Linked DNA regions of Mus musculus: region 2 is linked to region 1. Evidence: chromatin loops called from intact Hi-C (ENCODE). Cell type or tissue: heart. All regions are shown on one strand.

Evidence for each region. Peaks named below come from ENCODE experiments on the same cell type or tissue, not always from the same donor. Only the 100,000 strongest peaks of a DNase experiment are listed, where the experiment ranks them.
Region 2: it touches region 1 in a loop (2.2-fold over the local background); 13 of 42 quality-filtered maps call a loop at or near these places.

The regions. Positions count from the first base shown.
Region 1 is chr3:28,261,102-28,266,101 of GRCm38, forward strand. It overlaps Tnik (TRAF2 and NCK interacting kinase), which reads left to right and starts at 2,113. Exons shown (of 33, transcript NM_026910.1): 1 at 2,113-2,598. The coding sequence starts at 2,542. In heart, no CTCF peak of the experiment used is centred here; DNase peaks (open chromatin) are centred at 1,670 and 2,230; H3K4me3 peaks cover 3,428 bases; H3K27ac peaks cover 2,426 bases; H3K27me3 peaks cover 279 bases.
Region 2 is chr3:28,540,876-28,545,875 of GRCm38, forward strand. Tnik (TRAF2 and NCK interacting kinase) reads left to right here. Exons shown (of 33, transcript NM_026910.1): 7 at 1,093-1,223. Among named protein-coding and RNA genes, the nearest start is that of Mir466q, 120 kb to the left of the region's middle. In heart, a CTCF peak has its summit at 3,002; a DNase peak (open chromatin) is centred at 2,866.

The sequences.
Region 1 (5,000 bases):
TTTCTACCCACTCCTCCCTCCCTCCCCAGGGTGCACTGTGTTGAACCCTCTTTGAAGCTATATCCATCCTTTCTGTCTGAGGTGGGGCTTCCTCAGCAGCAGTGGACTAGTCTGAACCTATTGTAAACCCCAAAGTAGAGTCTTGTGCTATTAGAGTTAGGGGAAAAGACCTTTTTGTGGTTTCACCTAAGTCTGTAGTACTTTTCTGTGAGCATGTTTATCTCCTATTTTCAAGTCTGAAGCTTTTAAAGGAGCCCTGCGTATGAATCTCAATACCCTAATCTGAAATTATTTTGCTTCATCTTGAGACATGTTAACCTGTTGTCTAGAGAAAGGGTGAGATAAGAAGGAGGAGGAGGAGGAGGAGGTGGAGGAGGAGGAGGAGGAGAGGAAGAAGAAGAAGAAGAAGAAGAAGAAGAAGAAGAAGAAGAAGAAGAAGAAGAAGAAGAAGAAGAAGAAGAAGAAGAAGAAGAAGAAGGGAAGAAGAAGGAGAAGGAGAAGATGATGATGACACACAAGGAAAAGTGTGGTGGAGGGAAAAGATGGCTTCTACTTGGTCCCTTCGTGGAGGCTTGTGGGTTCGGAACAGCATTCTAGTTTCATGGTATGGTTTAGAGAGCACATGACCCACCCCAATGAGTCCAAGACTAAACAGTCCAGCTAACACTAATTTCATTAGTGTTGGTCCGTTCATTCATTCTTTCAACTTGTTCTGAAGCTCATAATTAGTTTATTCTTCATGACTTTAAAAAGAAGTGGCAACAGCCCAAGTGTTGGTGTCCATGTGTAATCTGAGTACTTGGGTGGGCGGGGGGGGGGGGGTCATTTGCAGGACAATGAGGAGTTCAAGGCCATCCCCAGCTGCACAGTGAAGGGAAGACTTCCTTTAAGTACTTAAGATCTGTCTCATAACCATACCAAATCAAACAACCAATAAGATAAATCAAAAAGAACCTCTACTCCCCCCAAAAGAAAACAAAACAAAAAGTCAAATAAAAATCAACCCCCCCCAGTATGTTTAGCTTTTTATCTCAGTAGATGCTAGAGGAACACTCAGAACTATTGATGAGTTGAAGCCAGTGGGAAGAGTTCACTATAAATGTTTTCTTCCGACGTATTTTGCGTGGCCAAACTAGGAGACAGGCAAGGATGCGAGAGGGTTGGGGAAGTGACTTTACACTTTTGATAAAGAATGACGGGTTACCACTGCAAACACCCAGCTCTTGAGTGAAAAAGCGAGCGAAGTCAAATAGCTCGCGGGTCAGGGCTCACTATCCTAGAGCCAAACTTTCTCCATGAATCCAGGTAGGTCACCGCGGAAAAGCTACAAAGGAGGAAACACTGGGTTAGGTACTATGTTGCCCAATTAATGTCGGCCTTGGAGTCACCTGAATCCTTCGAGCTACTGCACCCAGGGAGCAAGCTTCTCTTTTCAATTCGGTCATTTCCGTGGGGAATTGCGGCACGCGCAGGTCTTGGGTGTGGCGATATCCAGACAGAGCTCACATCTCTCGGATTTCCAGCTTCTAGCAAACCTACTCAGCCTAGAGAACCACAGACGATTCGGGCCTGCCTTCCTGCAACCCAGTGGCCGCGAATGACCGTGACCCTGTGGCCACTGCTCAGCACCAAAGCCAGGCTGCCGGCTCGGCGCGTGTGAGCTTCTCCCCAACTCGCTCTGCGCGGGGAGGCGGATCCCCTTCCCTGCGCACAAGTCCTTATATGCACCGGTTGCACCGGCCCGCCTTTACTCCAGCCCCACAAATAATTAATGGGGGAGGGAGGACGCTGCTGCCTTTTCCCGCTGCCTCTCCCCACCACCCTTTTCACCATTAGAGTATCTGAACGCAGTCAAGAAACCCCAAGATACGATCGAAGAGCCATTTTGGTGCACTGCACAAATTGGACACATTAAAAATATATATTCAGCATTCAGGCTCCTGCACAGAGAGGCTCAAAAACGGCTGTTTAGATTCAGCACTATTAACCCTCAAAAGCTGGGGCGGAAAGGGTGCGTACCCCTCCCCCACCCTGGCTAGTGGCGGAGGGACCCGGTCAGGAAGCGCGGCCTCTCCCCAGTCGGAGACCACGCCTCTCCCCCCCCCCCCACTCCTCCCAGGAAGCGGTGATAGACAGTTCTGTGTGGTTCTCCACCCCCACCTCCCAGCTGAGTGGAGGAGTTGATATGTCTCATTATAACAGCCAATGCAGCCGCCATCCACGCACAAGCAAAGAAGCATGTCCCATTTAAATACACCCACGCAGCCCCAGCGCCCTTAGCCGATCAGGGCGCGCAGCCCACACGCACCGCGGCTCCGGGCTTGGAGATCCGCGCAGGTCGGGCTCCGGGATCCCGCGGATCGACGCTCTCGGAAGATCGGGATCGGACTCTTGCTGGGGCCCGGGTGGGCGGGGGAGGCTGGGCCCCGGGCCTCTCTGGCGGACAGCCGCATGAGGACGCGAGCGAAATAGACCGGGGTGGAATTGCCAAGGAAGACGCTTCGGGGTGGTTTTGGTCCATTTCTCCCGCGAAGAGTCGACATGGCGAGCGACTCCCCAGCTCGCAGCCTGGATGAAATCGATCTCTCCGCCCTGAGGGTGAGCAGAACGTGTTTTTTCCTTTTTTTCCAATGGTCTAGGGCTGAAAGAGGGAACGTTCCCTGCCTTTCTGTTCTAATTCCGGGGCAGCCGAGGGGTTCTAGGCTGAGCCCCTACCCCTACAGCAGGGGCTGGGCTCCCCTTGTGCTCCTAGGCTGTTCCCGAGGTTCCGCAAGGAAGCTGGTAGAGCTTGTCAGTTTCATCTTCGATCGGTGTAAGAGCATTACATGAAAGGCTGGTGTGTGTGTGTGTGTGTGTGTGTGTGTGTGTGTGTGTGTGTGTGTGTGTACCCGGGCAACCGTCTCGTGCCAAGGCGCGAGACCCGACTGCTCCTTGCTGCAAAAGATTCTCTTGGAGAAGAAAGGCACTGGCCCTTCACGTTTGCCAGCTACCTGCAAGATGCCATCGTGAGCTAGCTGTCTCTACCAGCGGACCCTGCTGCTCCAATGGAGCAGTAATTGCTGCTCTGGGCTGGTCTTGTAGGTGCTAACTGACTCCCTTCCCGGCTTCTGTCTCCGGTGCTGGGGCTCCGGCTCAGCTCTTCCCTATATGCCAGTGTGCACTCACCTTTATCTGTGGTTTGAACTCAGCCCTGCCTATTCCTTCCCTCGGTGACTGTGACCTTTCAGTTTTATGGCTGAACTTCAGCAGGTGAAAGAGAAGCTTAACCGCTTCTCCTCACCACACCGGAACTCCCTGGAGAGATTGTGTGTGCGTGTGTGCCTGTGTGCCTGTGTGCCTGTGTGTGTGTGTGTGTGTGTGTGTGTGTGTGTGTGTGTGTGTGTGTGTGTGTGTGTCCCAGGTCTGTGAACAGTCCTTTGTAAAACATATTCCCTTCCCCGAGCCCGGCCGCTTTGCCTTTACCTAATGAAACACCTCAGACGTCGTTCCATTGTATTGAATAAGACTTTAGTGATCTAGAATCCATTTTGCTGTTGTTTGAAAATCAGACTGCCAGGAATCCCATTGCAGCCTCGACGCTTCCCCACCCCCACCTCTAATCCCAGCACACTCCTTCGGGGAAGGGGGCCGAGCGCTCTTGCCATTTTAATTAGATGCTGCCTGCCAGGAAGGGGGTGAGGAGGGGTGGTGGCCTTGGCAGCAGCAGGCATCTGAGAAAGATTGGACACCAATCTCAGTTCCACTAGTTTCTTCCTCTCCCGAACTAAAAATAAAATAAACAGCAAATGCATATGCTTGATGCCTGGAGGGTAGGTGAGACCTAAGAGATGGTGTCTCATCTCATGTCACCCACCGCCAGTAGGGGTGGAAGTTCAGTGGTTCTCCGGAACACATTGTTAGATTGATGCTAGAATCTTGAGGCCGTTTACCTGTGTCTACTAAAGCCTTCCTGCCCTTACATTTCTCTACAAATATTTTAAGGGGCTAGATACCTGTCTGATGGAGGTGATACTTTTTCTTCAGGCTCCACGAGTCTCTTTTCTTCCCTCTCCTTGAATCCTTGCCCCTTCCCATATCTTTTGGTAGAGAGAGAGAGGTGACAATTCAGAGAGACAACTCGAAGGTTGAGGACTGACTGCCCTATGAAACGGCCTGTTGTGCTAGTGGGGCAGCAGAAGCTCATTCATGCATGATTACAGTAAGCTGTCTGTTTTTCTGGTGCCCAAAGGCCACATTCAGAACCAGTGAGTAGCTAAGTGTGGGGGTTGGGAGCAGAGTGGGTGCTTTAAACAAGCGCGGCTTCCTCTTCACCCATGGTGTGTGCTCTACTTCTGTCTGGGAGTTGCTATGGTGTGAGTTAATCAGGTGGACCAGACTTGGAGAAGGAGGAGTGGCTAAGAGGTGGAGGCCTGAACAATGAGGCAGCCTTGTGATATAGCTGAGCAGGAATCTTAGCATCCTTCTCCCTGATATGATTTTTAAGTTGGGGGGCTGGGAGGAGGGGACTAGCTCCTGTGGGCAAGGTTTTCTGAGATACCAAGCACAGAGCACCTTGATGCATACTTGAGGAAACTCCCGGGCTCTGCTATGTGTATGTGGAACAGATATCTTTGTATGATTTACTGAGATTGCTCTTTGTCACCCAAGAAGCCCAATGAATTCTCTGCCTGCACTGGTGTGTGCAAAGAGCTAGGATAACAGCTACTCCCAGTGTCTGGGGGAGCTATTGGCTGGAAGACTTACATGCAGATGGGCAGACAGTTGTACTCAGCAGGCCTGGGAGCGTCAGGCAGTCTTGTGGTAGGCTAGGTGTGCAGGTCCGTTTGTCTCCGAGGGCCAGTAGGTGATGCCCACAAATGGAAGCGTAGATGGTGGCTGCCTTCCCAGATTTGGAGAGGTTGGTTCCTAAGCTTGCAGAGAAGTCCTTCTGAGGAAACCCTGACCCTGAATTGCAGGCAAGGTCAGTGGTGCAGCCCTGTCAGCCCCTCGACATCCCTGTG
Region 2 (5,000 bases), 280 kb after region 1:
CAAACCCTTAGGTCTTGATTTCTATTTTGTGTGTGTTATCATTTGTGGCCATGAAGGCTTTTACCAAACTCCTACTTCTTTTGATCTCAGGGGAGCCTTGGTATAATCAAATACTACAATTTGTGATTTCCTCACTGGTGTATGTATCTACTTAATAATTAAATTTAAAAGTAGGCATTCGAGTTATAGAAATGGTAGAAGGGACCCAAATGCCCATCACCAGAGGAAAAGATAAAATGTAGAAATGGAAATTTAGTGGAAAATTATCCAGCATTAAAAAGGAAGAAAACTGTGACATACGTTACAGCCTGACTGAACTCTGAGGGCCTTATGTTATGTGAAATAAGATGTATTCTGTATAATTTTGCTTTTACAGGAGAGGGGAGTGTCCTAGGGATGGGAGCAGGAGGATGACTGGGTAATGTGTGGGACATAGGTTGTTAATGCTCAATGGTATAGAACCTCGCTGGCAGAAGATGAAAATGTTCCGGGGATGGATGGGGTGAGAATGATGCCATCTTAAAGGCTTTACTGGGCCCAGAAAATGTGCATAAAAGTGGATAAAATCTCTCCTAATAAAGTTACTCTTGCTGTAATAAAACATCATGGCCAAAGGAAATGGGTTAAGGGAAGGATTTATTTCAGCTCACAACTCTCAGGTCACACTCCATTACTGATCAAAGTCAGCATAGGAACTCAAGGCAGGAACCTGGAGGCAGGAGCTGAAGCAGAGGCCATGGAGGAGTGCTGCTTACTGGCTTGCTCCGTGCTACTTGCCTAGTTTGCATTTTTATCCTCCTCATGACTGCCTGTCCAGGGATGGTTCCACCCGCAATGGGCTAGGTCCCTCCATAATCATCTATCAAGAAAATCCCCTACAGACTTGCCTACAGGCAACATGATGGAGATGTTTATCTCAACTGAGTTTCTTCTCTATGCAGTGATAAACATAGTGATATCTCTATACAGAATAAACCAGATGAAATCATAACATTTATGTTATAGATACACTTTACTGCCTGAAGAACGCACATTCATTTTACCCTCACATCCAATCTGAGGTTCTAATTTATTCAACTGTCTTCTCATTAGTGGATTTTGGAGTGAGTGCCCAGCTTGACCGAACTGTGGGCAGGAGGAACACGTTCATCGGGACTCCCTACTGGATGGCACCAGAAGTCATTGCCTGTGATGAGAACCCGGATGCCACATATGATTTCAAGGTATGAGTTGGTTGGGCTGTGAAGCCATGTCCAGCCCCTTGTCCTCAGTTTTTCAGGGGATGATCCTCACAGGCACCTGCATGTGGCTTACACAAAAGGAGATTTGAAAAATGGTATCTGGATCTAAGATTGTAAGATACTCAAGTAATAACTGTTTCATAATGAATTTACCCACAGTATTTGGTTTCCTACTTACAAAATGATATTGAAATTATTTTCTATGCTTTTGAATGTATTCTTCTTACTCTTGAGAAATAGAGCAGGTTTGTGTTGTTGGTTATAGTTTCGTTTTGGCAATATTTATATTCTTATTTTTATCCTTTTTCATCTAATAAGTCTTTTGATTCATTTTTAATGATGCATAAAATTATTCAGCTCACAACTCTCAGGTCACACTCCATTACTGATCAAAGTTAGCATAGGAACTCACATTTGTACTCACATTTGTACTCACAATACACATTTGTAGCAGATGTGCAGCTTGGTCTTCATGTGGGTCCCCTAACAATTGGAGAGGGGACTGCCTCTGACTCTGTTGCCTGCCATTGGATCCCTTTCCCCTAACAGGACTGCCTGGTTGGGCCTCAGTGAGAGGATGTGCTTAGCCCTGCTGGGACTAGATGTCCCAGGGTGGGGTGGTACCCAAGCTGGGTCAGTACCCAAGGTGGGGCTTCCCCTTCTTCTTGGAGAGGGAGAGGGAGTAATGGGGGAGGGATTTGTAAGAGCGGGACTGGGAGGAAAGGAAGGAGTAGGAAGCTGTGATTCAGATGTAAAGTGGATAAAAAATATGTTATAGAAAGAAAAATATTCCATCTGTGCATACGAAAGGGGTTTCAGGCATTACTTCTATATATGCACAATATTTAAATCAGGATTAATATATTTGTCTAAACATCATCTTTTAAAGTGGAAAGTTTCAGAGGGCCTGAAGAGATAGCTCAGTTGGCAAAGTACCTGCTTCTGAAGCAGAAGGCCCTGAGTGAGTCTTCCCGAAGCCACACAGAAGGCAGTCATGGTGATGCAGGCTCGTAGTCCCAGCTCTGAGGAGAATCCCAGCCTTTCTAGCCAGCCAGCCTAGCAAGGTCCAAGCCAATGACTGACCCTGTATCAAAATTCAAGGCTTCAGAGAAATAATAGCCAAGACTGACATCTGTCCGACCCATGAAGGTGCAGACACACATATGCCTGCACACCCATGCTCAGTCACAAAGGTCTTCTAGCTTTCTCAAATGGGCTGCACACTATTGTAACTCTCTGTGGCTTCTGTGCCACAGCACTGAGGAACTCCTTGCTTCTACCAAACAAGAACACAGCGTATACTGGTCAACCTATTTATTCCACGCCCAAGCTAATATTCTCAAGGCTTCCTATGTTAAACCAAAATACAAATATCGGGGGCATCTTTTTATAGTTAAATGGCAGCAAGTTCCTCGTTTCTACGGGCTCACTGTAGATACTTCGTAGTTTCTTCTCTGTAGGAGAGATGGAGTAGAATGTAGGTCTATGCCTTGGCTTTCCTCTAGTGTGACTTGGCATCTCACAGAATTTTGATGGATCCCTTGTCACATTCAGTAAGCTTCTCCCGGCAGCCCTCCTTCATTCATCCCAACACAGTGACACGAGTCACAGTCATAAAGCCCCTCAAGAGCTGCAGCGTCTGGTGACATTGCTGCTGCATAAATCCCTGTTAAGAGAAAGTGAAACTGTGGACAGTGAGAGCTAGGGCCAGTTCAGAGTTCTCAGGCTAGGCACTAGGCAGAGAGACACCCTGTGGGCAAAAGGCGATACTACCTGGGTTTGCTTTGTTAGCTCAAGGACCTTCCCTCAAAATCCTACAAAGGGGGAAACTGGGGCCAGGTCTTCACAGGTGCATACCCAGTTGGTGACATTCTCTGAACTTCAACTTGAACATGAGTCTCCCAACTCTGCTCAAATCTCGGTAGTCACTTGTCCCACCCTGCAAAGGAGGGTCTCTTGTGGATTTGTGTGTTCTGTATTATATTATTATTTGATTGGTCTGATTTGCCTTTTTAAATGACTATGTTAAAAAAATTAAGATAAGTCAGCATCAAAAGGGCCTCTCTATGAAAAGAATCTGTGGGGTTCTTTTTTATTGCAGCCTCGTCTTGTGTGGTAGTTGCCTAGCTTCTGTATAAATCTCATATTTCTCATCCAAATAGTACATTTGAGGAATTTCTCTCTTAAAGTTCACTTACTTCTCCCCATTTGGTTACTGTTTTTAATCAGGTGAGCTCCATGCAAACACTGAAGTCTTTGAGAGCCAGTGTCTCCGAGCATTGATGAAATCATTCGCCTCTTTAGAGAAATGCAAGCTCGAAAACATAATAATCACCCTTCTTCCCTCAAAGTTAGTCCCTCTAATGACCTGACGGCAATCTGTCTGAGAGCAGCTGCCTCGTTAAAAATTAATCCCCTGCCAAAATAAATGTCATTTATTTAAACTGCTAATGATCAGCACATTTGAATAATTCCATTTGCAAATCCGAGAGAGGATGCACTACAAAATATATATCCCAGACGAGATATGCATATTTTAATTGGCTGTAAGCAACTCTTCAAACTGTGGTCGTATTTAACACGTGTTAACTAGTTTACATCTGTGCCATAGATAATTTGAAGCACTTCAAAATATACCAGGAGGGAACTGGAGGGTTGGTTCAGAGGTTAAGAGCACTTGTTGCTCTTGGAAGACCCAAGGGTTCAAAATACCAGAATCCACGTGGTGCATCTCACCCATCTTTAACTCGAATTTTAAAGGACCCAGTGTCCTCTTCTGACCTCCCAGGGCACCAGGCACACACATGGTGCACAGAAACAACATGCAGAAAATACCAATACACATAAATAAATAAAACTAAATTTTAAAATAAGACTAGTTATACAAGGAAGAACCAGAGTGTCTAGATTTTCACCCCTGACTTAATCTTTTAAGTGGGCTATATTTATGTGCAGTGTATTTGTTTGAAGAATAGACAAGACCTCTGTGGCTGATTTGTTTTTAGGAGAGTACCTAGAATAAGCTTTTCCCTTTGGCCAATCCAGAGCTTGGAATTGAGTTCAAATCTTGGACTTCTTTCCTCAGACAACTGCTAAGAAATTCTGTTTAGAGATGATGTGATACCAATATGTAAGAATAATTTTTTTTTTTTACAAAAAGAAGTCTTAAAAGGGTCCTCACAGAGAAAACAGGTCCAACAATGTCAGTCATTTAGACTGTACTGTGAACTTCTTTATAAAGATAGCTATGCACATAAGTTGTTCAAAGAAAACTCCATGCCTAGGCTGTGATTTGTGCTCTTCACCCGTCAAGAGGAAAAGCAGCTTGTCCGAAGAGCTGATGGAAAGGATGAAGTAGAAAGGAATACTGGGGAGTGGCAGGGATTTTATTTTGATGACTTCATGATTTTACTCAGAACCAGAGAAGATGGAGATCTTTACAGCCTCTCCATTACTCTATTTTACCTTGTGCCCAGGAATGTGGTCTGTCAGCAGGAGACTACTTGACAGCAAGTTGACTTTGAAAGTATCTAATCAATCACTCTGGGTGTGTACTTAATGAACTCCCACTGTGTGTGTGTCTGTGTGTGTCTGTGTATGTTTGTGTATGTGTGTGTGCACCCACATGCGCATGAGTGTGTGTGTGTGTGTGTGTGTGTGTGTGTGTGTGTGTGTGTGTGTGTGTGTGTAGTTAGCTGAGCTGTCTCTGTATAACCCATTTCCTAGTGGAGCATTCACCAGAGACCTATGATGCTCCAG